2 separate regions of the Homo sapiens genome follow, and region 1 is linked to region 2. A link is a contact called in ENCODE POLR2A ChIA-PET data. All regions are on one chromosome and are shown on one strand. The core of a region is the stretch at or near the end of the contact, and the rest is flanking DNA. Distances in the headings are between cores, read along the strand shown.

Region 1 (6,022 bases), core at 597-3,096, 180 kb after region 2:
ATCTTGGCTCACTGCAACCTCCGCCTCCCGGGTTCAAGCGATTCTCCTGCCTCAACCTCTCGAGTAGCTGGGACCACAGGTACACGCCACCAAGCCCAGTTAATTTTTGTATTTTTAGTAGAGACGGGGTTTCACCATGTTGGCCAGGCTGGTGTCGATCTCTCGACCTCATGATCCGTCCGTCTCATGATCCTCCCAAAGTGGTGGGATTACAGGTGTGAGTCACTGCGCCTGGCCGCCTTTTCTCTCTTTTAAGCTCTCAGCGTTTCTGTCAGTGTGTGTGAGCATGTGCTCTTCTAGTTCTGTCTTCTCTCCCCTCTAATTTTCTATTTCTAAACATCTGTGGGTTAGAAAACATTAGAATTACTTCTGAAATAAGAGTAAACTGTTTTCAGCTAATTACCCAAAGGACTGCCTTACAACTTGTGAAAGCATGCAAGCTTTCATTTTTTTTTCATTCATTTGACAAATATGTATTGAATACCCACTATGTGCTCGTTATTGGACTGAGGACAAGATGGTGAGAAAACTGGTCCCTGCCACTGAGGGAGACATTAGTATGATGAGGTCGGTGCTGTAAGGGGTGCGGTCGGACCCCCACCCCTACCTGGGAGTAGTCAGGGAAAGCACCCAAAAGAAGCAATGCTTGGGGCTGAGTCTTCAACAAAGACGCTGGACAGGATGGTTTTTCAGATGATGAAGGGGACACTGACAGAGTGAGGCTGGGAGGAAGTGGAGGAGTGAGAGCATTCCAGACAATGCTTTTCCTCCCACCTCCCACCTCTCTCCTGTCACCCCCATCTCGCTCTGCTTTGAGGACTCCTCTTGTTCCTGTTGATTCATGTTGGTGCTCCTCCGGGTTCTGCCCTGGACTCTTCATTCAGCTCCCTCTTTCAGGGTCATCTCATAGCTGCCGTTACTGTTCCTTGTAAGTGAGTTTAAAATCACTGGGACGTAATTTGTAAATGTTCCACCTGTAGAGCATCTCTCTTCCCTGCTCCAGAGCAGCACATCCAACTGAGTATTGGACATGTCGACTTTCATGTCTAACAGACACCTCAAATTCAACCTTCCCTCCAGATTGGATTCTCTTCCTGGGTTCTTTGTCTCAGTGAAAGACACTACCAGACAAATCTAGTCAGGTTTTTGAGCCAGAAACCTTGACTTCTTCCTTTCTCCTCCTCCCTTTCAATTCATCAGCTCTACTTAGTTCCTCATCTTGAACATCTTTCCAGTTTGTCACGTTCTGTTCATTCCCAGTCACCAACTGCATTCAGGACACTGTCAATGTTTTCCTACATTGCTTCACTAGTCCACTAACTGGCATCTGTCCAGCTCTTTCCTCACAATGCAACCAGAAGGATCTTCCTAATAAGAGAGATCAAACCTGACCACCTGAATCAAATATTTAATGGCTTCCAATTGCCTTCAAGATAAACACCCTAAATGAATCTGCCCTCCCAGTCTCCTACTGCAACTTGCCTATACCAGGCCATTTATACATTTTTTATCCTTGGATGACATTTATTTCTCATGTATTCACCTTACTGACTCTAATCCTTCCTCAGGGAAGCTTTTCTGGCCCCTCTGACTGGGATAGGGTCCCCTTTCTGTCTGCTTCTTGTCTCAATGATTTTAATTTGTAGAGGTGACTGAATGATAACATGGAGAGGCAGAGGCTCATGCCACTAAGCTTTTTATGACTTACATTTCCCGAAAGGAGGAGGCAGCCCCACTATGCAGACCACACGGGGAAACACCAGTGCCATTCAGAAAGCAGAAAAGAACGAGGGGAAGGCAGAGGCCACCGCCTTTACTGTGTTTTCCGTAGGAAAGGCAAGGCGAGTCAGGGGAAACAGTTTAGGGTTAGCCAGTTTTAATAATTCTGGCAGGCTTTGGGACATAGGAGCTATCCCTGGTTGGCTGGGTTTCTAGTCCTGTGTTGATTTAGGGCAGGAAATATTGGCTTAGTGTGTGAGAGATAAAGGAAGTGGTTAGGGAGATGGACTCACTAATGCTTGGTTTACATATGAAAGGAATACTGGACGGCAAGTTATTTATCATATTAGGAATTAACTAGCTCTGGGAAGGACAGTCTCTCCCCAGCCCTCAAGCCTTTCTATTCCATCAAAATATCAAAACATCATAAAATACAGAATATAAAAAACATGATTAATAAATGCACTACTCTACCACCTATTGTGGGAAGGTACGTATCTCACTATATTGTAACACATGTCCCAAACTTGCTATGTTGTTTCTTGAGAGCAGACATCTGTCTATCTTGTTCACCACTGTAACCCCTGTGCCCGGCATGGGGTCTCTGGCACTTGGTATATGCTCAGTAAATATTGACTGAATGAAAGAATGAATGGACAGCTTTCTATCTTGTATACATAGTTCGTGTTTCACCTGGAAAGCACAACATTTTTTTCTAAATTTAGATTTTGCTCTATCAATTAATTAAAACATATTTTCATTTACTTTAAATGTGAGGGTTTTTTTCTTTCCTTTCAAAGTTTAATCTGGCTCAGCAGTATAATGTATTACTTAAAACCCTATAAAGAGAATGACTCATCTCTACATCCCTGTGTCAGCCAATGGTTCTTTACTGGGGATAATGTTGCCACAGGGGACATTTGGCAATGACCGGAGACATTGTGGTTGTCACAACTGGCATCTAGTGGATAGAGGCCAGAGATGCTGCTAAACTTCCTGCAATACACAGGACAGCTCCCCTAACAACAAAAAATTATCTAACCTAAAATGTCAGTTGGTCAGGTGCAGTGGCTCACACCTATAATCCCAGCACTTTGGGAGGCTAAGGTAGGCAGATCACTTGAGGTCAGGAGTTCGAGACCATCCTGGCCAACATAGTGAAACTCCATCTCTACTAAAGATACAAAAATTAGCTGGGCATGGGGGCATGCGCCTGTAATCCCAGCTACTTGGGAGGCTGAGGCAGGAGAATCTCTTGAACCTGGGAGGCAGAGGTTGCAGTGAGCCAAGATCATGCCACTGCACTCCAGCTTGGGTGACAGAGCGAGACTCCATCTCAAAAAAAAAAAAAAGTCAATAGTGTTGAGGTTGAAAAAAAACTTTATTAAAGGATGGTGTGTTGACAAGTTTACCTAAAAAGACCTCACACAACCAACCATGTCCCCAGACTTCTCCATGAAGCAATTACAAGGTAACTTGCTGATATCTTAGAAGTAAAGACAGCAGCCCTAAGGGGAAAAGTAATTTTCAGAGGAGAAAACATTGCAAGCTACAAGAGAGGGGCTCGGTATCAGAGCAAATAATTAGGTAGATTGAGACATGGAATGACAATGCTGAAGTCAGGGTTTAGCATGAGAACCAAAATCATAGGCTTTTTAGCTGACAGTTAAAAGGTATGACTAAATTAACATAAGTGATGTGGGGGAAGGGAACAATTATATAGAATTTATAACTTCAAAGTTGCTCTCTTTAAAATTTGAGTTGTTTTTTCATGCTAACATGCTGCCGTTGATCAAAGAGATGCTGTCATATCTTTTTGGAACTGTCTTCATGTGTCATGCTCTTTTGAATATCATCAGTGGTAGTAAACATTGCCCTCTGAGGCAGGAATTTGGTTTTAGGAAAAAATTAAGTTACTTGAACCCTATATAAGATGAATAAGGAAAGTCATCCATACTCCCAATGCCATTTTCATAAAAATTGAGGACAGGCTATAAATTAAGTAAATCTGACTCTAAAGGCAATTTTAAAATGAGTGTTAGAAATGTCTTATGCCAAATCAACATCACTGTGCTAAGTGTGTACCTCTCAAGGTGACTGTTTCAGGAGGAACACTCATATTGAGGTGTGTGTGTTAGCAAAACGTTACTTGACAGTTATGTTGCTTTCAGTGCTACATACCTACGTGGAAGTAACGCCACATTTGTGTACAACCAAATTTCTGTTAAGATGTTTATTAAAGATATTACTGTGCTTTTTACATGTTAAAGTTTAATTTCTAAGCTGTGATACTACTCTTCAAAATCTGGGAATTCCTAGATTAGGCAAGAATTTTATCCTCAAGTTCTTTTCTTTGATGTCAGCTTTACTTTGGCCACATAGGCTTAATCTAGGATGGCTTTTTAGTGTCAAATCAAGTGCACATTAAGTGTACTTGAGATAGATTAGTGTTATAAAAGGATAATTAATAAAATAATGCTACCAGTCTACTCGCAGTAGACTACCAATTCATTGCAGTTTGCCTGGGACTGTCCTGGTGCTAAAATTGAAACTCATACTTCTTGGGAAACTCTTTAGTCCTGGGGAAATCAAGTTACCCCAACCCCAGTTTCTTAGCTAACTCCTTAATTATTTTTGGAATATCTACAGTAAAAATAAAGCAATGGCTCCACCAAAATAAATAAAATAAATGGACATATCCATATTGGGAGTAGCAGAACAACTTGAGTCAAATAGCAACAAATATCAGCCAAAACTAAGCTAAGCCACTCACTGACTGTTAACGCTGATTCAAACTAGAGTTAGATGCTCTATGTTACGGCGATGGTTCAGGCCGTGTTTTACCAACTAGTAATAATTACAAAAAAAACACCCAATAATAATATAACTTTTAAAACTTTAATCCATCATGCTTAGAATGTTTGTTTCAGTTCTCTTAGGAGAAATATTTTGATAATTAATGTCTTTGCACAAGGAAATAATTGCCTTATGTAGTTTTTCAATGGCTTTGTATGATGTATCTAACAATTTTATAGAATGCCTGAAAAATACCCAGTGGTGGAGTTTAGCTGAAAGTTAACATTTAAAATATACCATCAATCAGGAGCTAGTGTTATACAGATAAGAGAGAGAATGGTGTGGTGGTTAAGCACTGCAGTCAGGATCTTTGTTGACATCCTACCTTACCACTGACTTGTGCATGACCTTGGACTAGTTGGCCTCTCTGAACCTCAGCTCCTTAATAAAACTTGAAACATGCATAATTATGGTATTTATCTTCTGGCATTTCTGTTTATTAAATGGTAATGAAGTACAGTACTTAATGCTGTGCCAAGCATAAACACTCAATAAATGTGAGCCATTATTATTCGCACCTACCAAAAGTTCCTAGAATAGTATTTTCTGACAATGTTTCAGAGTCATGTTGTCTTTTTAACTTATTTCCTATCCACTGGTACTTTTTGCAGAGGATCATGTTTTAAAAAATGTACAAAGAACACAAAGAATTTTGATACAAGATGTGTAATTATATCAGCTTAATTGCCAAAGATCAATACAGTATTACTTTAAGAAAATATTGGCAGGAAAGAAATTATCCATGACATAACCCTTTGCAAATGCCCCCAAATGGGAATGAGTTAAAGAAAAAAACACACTAACTATATCTTAGGCAGGTGACACTGAAACATATCTTACCTGGGAGAAGAAAGTGAGATGTATTTGTTTTATCTATTAAGATAAAAATGCTAGAAATCAAGACATGACATCCCAGGATAATTGGTTTGCAGATTTCAAAAAGCAAGATGATTTGTCCAGAATTGCCCTATATATTTATTTTCCAAAGTTTCATAACACAACATACCTACCTCAAAACTAGGGTACTATATACATGTAGTCAAAATAGCCAACAATTTGTTCCTCAAAAGTTTTTCTTATAGCTGTCTTGATGGCAGCTACTTGACTAAATAACACTTTTTTTATTTTTTGTTTTTTTTTGAGATGGAGTCTTGCTCTGTTGCCAGTCTGGAGTGCAGTGGCGTGACCTTGGCTCACTGCAACCTCTGCCTCCCGGATTCAAGCAATTCTCCTGCCTCAGCCTCCCGAGTAGCTAGGACTGCAGGCGCGCACCACCACACCTGGCTAATTTTTGTATTGTTTGTAGAGTAGGGGTTTCACCATGTTGGCCAGGATGGTCTCGATCTCTTGACCTCATGATCTGCCCGCCTCGGCCTCCCGAAGTGCTGGGATTATAGGCGTGAGCCACCACGCCTGGCCAATAACACTTTCTTTAACACTATTAGGA
Region 2 (5,228 bases), core at 1,788-4,287:
GAACATCCTACATTATTGCAAAATATTAGTACTGGTCTCCATGGGAACTTTTTTTTATTTGTTTGAGAAACAGAACTGTCCTAAAATTTTCTTCAACGGTGTAACTGCCTTATTAAATCATATCCAGAAGAAAACTAATTTTCAGCCTCTCCTTCCTATTAATTCTAGACATGTTTTGTGAAGTTATATAAGAGATTTCATAAAGACTAATACATTGATGTTCTTTTTTTCAATGATTACTTCTCTCAATGCTTGACCCATCATCATTTTAATGGAATGAACCTGACAGAGCAATACTGAAGACATTGGTAACTAGATGAACCAGAAAATTTTAAGATCAAGCATTTGGAACGTTTTAGTTACAGCAGCATTAAAAACAAACAGACAAAAAAAAAAAAAAGGCAAAATAACTAAAGAGCTTGATCTGAATAACAGATGAAACATTCAAATCTTTTCTTTCCTGTTCCAGAGAAGTCAGAAAAGTCTGGCGACCTTGAGAGGCCAAAGGTATAAATTCAAAGTTAAATAGTAAAGAATGAGGCCTTCCTTTTTCAAAAGATCAGCTAAGAGATTAACACACTCTCAGATGTTAATCAAGACTTCAGACTGTGCTTTTTAAAAAGCTGTTTGGCAAGTAGATCAAATTGATGACAATCTTACCTTAAAAAAAATAAAGTTACACATATGCACAGCCCAAAATAAATTTCAGGGGAGAAGAAACAACCAGATTTGTTTTAAAAGATAAAGTAGAAAAAGGTAATTGGCTTGAATAAAATCTTTTAAAAGAGAGATCGGAATAGTGGCAGAGAATAACCAACAGTATCCTTTTATTTTTTCCTCCTATCTTTTGCCAAAGTCACACATCTGTGCTCCAATGGTACATAAAGTTATAATGACACCAAAGGAAAGAGTATGATTTCATAACTTATATCAACAGGCTATTAGCTTCATATCACCAGCATTGATAAGGAACAAGGGACTGGTGAAGTAACTGTCTAGGATAATAGATTAGCCTAAGTTGAACCAGTTTGAGAGAAGGAAAAGAGAGAAAGACCATTTCCAGCAATTAGAGTAGTTTTCTTTCATGCTAATCAAGTTCAAATTCAGATTAAACCAACCCCATGAGAGAGTTCTGTAATAAAATACATCATATTCAGCAGAAAATCCATACTTCTCAAGTTTCCTTAAGAATAGGGTAAGGGAAACTACAGTCACAAACACATCTGCAGGCATCAGACGCCTTTCTTATGCCACCATCTTCAACTTGCTCCCAGCTCATTCTTCATTTTAGAATTTAGTTTGAAATTGCCTCGGTGTTTTTTAAACATCCCCACTGCTTTTCCAAACCATCTTCGAAAATATTATGACTTCAGCTTCACAGATACAAACAAAACCACTCCTGGGAGGTCCAGAGTTCATTTGTCTGAGCCTCACATCTCCCAAAGCACCAGTCATATGTGCAAAGAATACAGAGGAATGGGCACCCAAAGATTCATGGAGCTCTAAGGGCTGAAGCCAACAACCCACCCTCCAGAAAAACATCCTTTTCCAGAACAAAGATTGTTGATGTTCAGGGAGACAGGTTGGGGGTGGGACACGTAGGGACTAGGTTACAGACAACATTTCCCAGCCTGTTCATATTTCCTCGCATGAGGGATGGCATTCTCCCTGCTCATGAATCTCCTTACTAGATGTTATTCCTCATCCTAAACAACTAGTTTTTATAATAAGATAATTTTAAAATAGCCACGTTTGATATTAGTTTTAGGAGAGGCAATAAGAGAGAAAAATAAAAGGATAGTGTTAGTTATTCCATGCTAGTTTCCAAATACCGCTCTTAAAAGCTTTTATTCAAGCCAAGATACATTTTTTCCTCTTTATTTTTCAAAACAAATCTGGTTGTTTTTTCTCTCCTGAAATTTGTTTTGGGCTGTGTATGTGTGTAACTTTATATTTCTTATGGTAAGACTGCCATCAGTTTGATTTACTTCTTTGTATTAAAGCAGGTAATATGCCCAACAGCCTTTTTAAAGCACAGTCTGAAGTCTTGAGTAAGGTCTAAGGTATGTTCATCTGTTAGTTATTAGAATTAGTTTTTCGCCTTTCCTTGCTGCCCTCTTGCAATGGCAAGGAATGTGGTGCACCTCAGGCTGTTAAGTTACAGGACACAGAGGCAGTAAAGCTGCAAATGGGTTGGACAGCTTATCATAAGGGCAAAAGGAAATTGCTTAAAAATCTACCATCTCTGCCATAAGACAACAGTTCAGTTTCCTGTCATCCCTTCGAACTCTGCCATGCTCAGCAACTACTAGTGTCCATTGGAAAATCAATGCTTTGAAAAGTGAATAACACATCCAAAGTCTTTCCTACCACACTGTTGGGATTCTTCTTATAATTTATAATGTACTTTGAAAGTTCTTTACCATAGCATTTCTTTTTATCAGTTTGTTTCTTTTGCTTTGTACAAAAGATCACTCTAACTTTCTAAGGACTCAAAACAATGATGCTGTTTGATTTATGACTAATTACCCAGTGTCCTCATTAGCAAAAAAAATCAATTGGTCATTCAGCACTTATCTTCTGGCCAATAAATTAATTAGGCAATAATGTATAAGTTGTAAAAAGAATGACGGTTGCCTTACTTTGGAATTTTTTCCAGCATGGTCTTCAGTTCTTCACATATGAGCTTGACAAGTCCATTCTTTATGTTACTATATGAAACATCAATCATGAAGATAAAGGCTGGTGGGTTGGGAGGCTTACTCTTCTATAGGAAAGCAAACACATCACATAAATAAAGTAAATACATTGCATAATCAAATGTCAATACTCATTAGAAACTCTTGAAAGTCATCAGATGTTTCATTTAATATTTAGGATATACCATCTGTGGAATTAAATCATTTTTCCAGAATATCTAGAGCATCTGGTTTCAGATGCTATTAAAAAGATAAAAGAAGTTGTTTATTTTCCAGGCTATGACCTGGGTTAGTATTGAATTAGACACTATTACGACATCTAGCACAGAAGGTTCACTTTTGCAAAGCTTTATTATTACAGTTGCTGAAGGGAAAGTACAGAATCATGGCCAGACTTGCTTGTAACACTCTGCCTTACAGGTCGAAATATGTTTGGCACACTAAAAAATTATGCTAAAAAAGAATACATATAATAGTGTTTGTTTTTGAAACTGTAATAAAACTTCATTAACTTGGATGTCACTATTTTAGACTCTCTTCTTCTATCAACTCTTTCCATTTTAAAGATATGAAATTGTGTATGAAAATATAACTGTATACTTTTGAAAACTGTACTATATTTTTAAGTACTGACCTAGTTTTTTACATATTTGCGGTAACATAGAACGTCAGGCGTTTTCTTTATCTGTTTAAAATAATCACTGTGACATAAAGCAGCTGCTACGAACATGTTTTTTAGTTGTTGGTCCCTTTACTGGCTGGTGTTCAAACAGCTTTTAGGAAGTGATCCTTCAGTTGCATCTTACAAAATATTTAGAAAAGAGAGCCACAGGCAAACAACTTTAGTGACCTACATACGGAATAAAGAATTTAGACCAACTTAATTTTTAACTTCATAATAAATCACAAAAATTTTCTAAAATTGTATTTTAATTATTTTAAAATTAGATGACAATGTCTGTAAATTATCTTTCTGATTCATTCTATATCCACTACAAGGCTAGAGATAACTTTTTAAAATAAAATCCTTCATTTTAAATAAAAACAAATTATAGGACTTAAAAATCATCATCCTGAAAACTTCAAGCCTTTGCCAAAATCAGACCAACAAAGAAATGAAGGAATTCTGCTATGTGAATAATTTTTATTGCAAATCATTCCTGATTCACACCTACTTTAATTCACAGCATAGACTTGTGCTGATTTATAATGGATGAAAATAACAACCTTTCCATTAGTTAAATCAAAACCTCTTTGTGACAAACCCAAGTGTGCTGTACCATTCTTTTAATCTCTTCTATCAGCATTACCAATTCCTCATGGAATATTTTCCACATCTCCAATTTGCACATTTCTACAGAAATGCTTCACTATAACTGGTTTTTGAAATATTCAAAATTAATTCATCGTTCCTCTAAATCACATTCTCTTCCCATTTCTCTATATGGGAATAACGTCACTACATGCCAACTCAAGGCTTCAAAGTGTGAAATTAGATTTGGCTGTTCCTTTTCCTTCAATAACTGAGTCCCATTGTTTTCACTTTCAGAATGATTCTTTAACAATGTTTCGGCCCATCCCTACTCTTAACCATCTGAAAGCTTGTCATCTTGTGCCTAGATAACTGTCATGGCTTCATCATTAGCTTTCTTAATCTATTTCTCTACCCATTCAATCCAGCTGGCTTTGTCCAGCCAAGCTTAACATGTATGTACTCTATAAAATGCTGGTTTTCCATGCCACCTTACTACAACTGCTCTCTTAAAGGTCACTGAACCATCCAGATTGCAAAGTACAGTGACTTGAAATAAAAATCCAGCTCTTATCCTAGATCTCTTCTATCTCTTTGCAACTTCAGGCACACCAGACCACTTTGGCTCTCTTAGCTGCCAGGACACTGAAGCATCATTTCCTCTCCCAGTTCTCTAACTGTTGCTTCTGTTTTTCATTTTCTCATCTTTATCCAACTTCTCTCCTCCCACCCACGTCCATCACAGAAATCTCGTTCATTTGCTCAGTTTTAACCAGCACCTCTATATAGGCAACTCTTCAAATTCTTTCTCATCATGATTCCTTTTGAGCTCAAGACCAGCATTCCAATTAACTACAGCACACATCCACATAAAAGTTCTGCCAGCACCTTAGACTCAAAATTTTAGAGATTATGACAACATCTCTCCAACTATACTGGTCTTTCCTACAAGAAACTTATAAAAAAACACGATAAGCTAAAATAACCTGGGCTTGAAATCTCACTGTCTCCATGGACTTGTCCACCTCACTTAGCATCCACAACCAGTTAATTGTGAAGGCCCACGTGGCTCTTTTAGTTCCAGTAGCCAAATTTAGATCCTCAATTTCTCTCTTTTTCTATTATTTTTAATTGTGGCGAAGAAAACATAAAAATTGCCATCTTAACCATTTCAAGCGTACAGTTCAGTGGCATTAAGTGCACTCACAATGCTGTGCAACCATTACCACCATCCATCACAGAATGCTTTTCAGCTTGCAAAACTGAAACTGTACCCA

Evidence for each region. ChIA-PET counts read pairs that join two places held with the same protein, here RNA polymerase II (POLR2A).
Region 1: POLR2A ChIA-PET joins it to region 2 with 11 read pairs in activated T-cell. The contact joins two enhancer-like sites. POLR2A ChIA-PET finds 5 or more read pairs at or near these places in 4 of 52 experiments (AG04450, OCI-LY7 and activated T-cell).

The regions. Positions count from the first base shown.
Region 1 is chr4:118,940,050-118,946,071 of GRCh38, forward strand. The region is part of intron 1 of SYNPO2 (synaptopodin 2); the gene reads left to right. Among named protein-coding and RNA genes, the nearest start is that of SYNPO2-AS1, 42 kb to the right of the region's middle. Within about 2 kb of position 1,847, at least 7 of the 41 ENCODE cell types and tissues checked have a DNase peak (open chromatin) inside an H3K27ac peak, as active enhancers do.
Region 2 is chr4:118,755,079-118,760,306 of GRCh38, forward strand. SEC24D (SEC24 homolog D, COPII component) reads right to left here. Exons shown (of 23, transcript NM_014822.4): 11 at 2,643-2,767. Among named protein-coding and RNA genes, the nearest start is that of METTL14, 72 kb to the left of the region's middle. Within about 2 kb of position 3,038, at least 5 of the 41 ENCODE cell types and tissues checked have a DNase peak (open chromatin) inside an H3K27ac peak, as active enhancers do.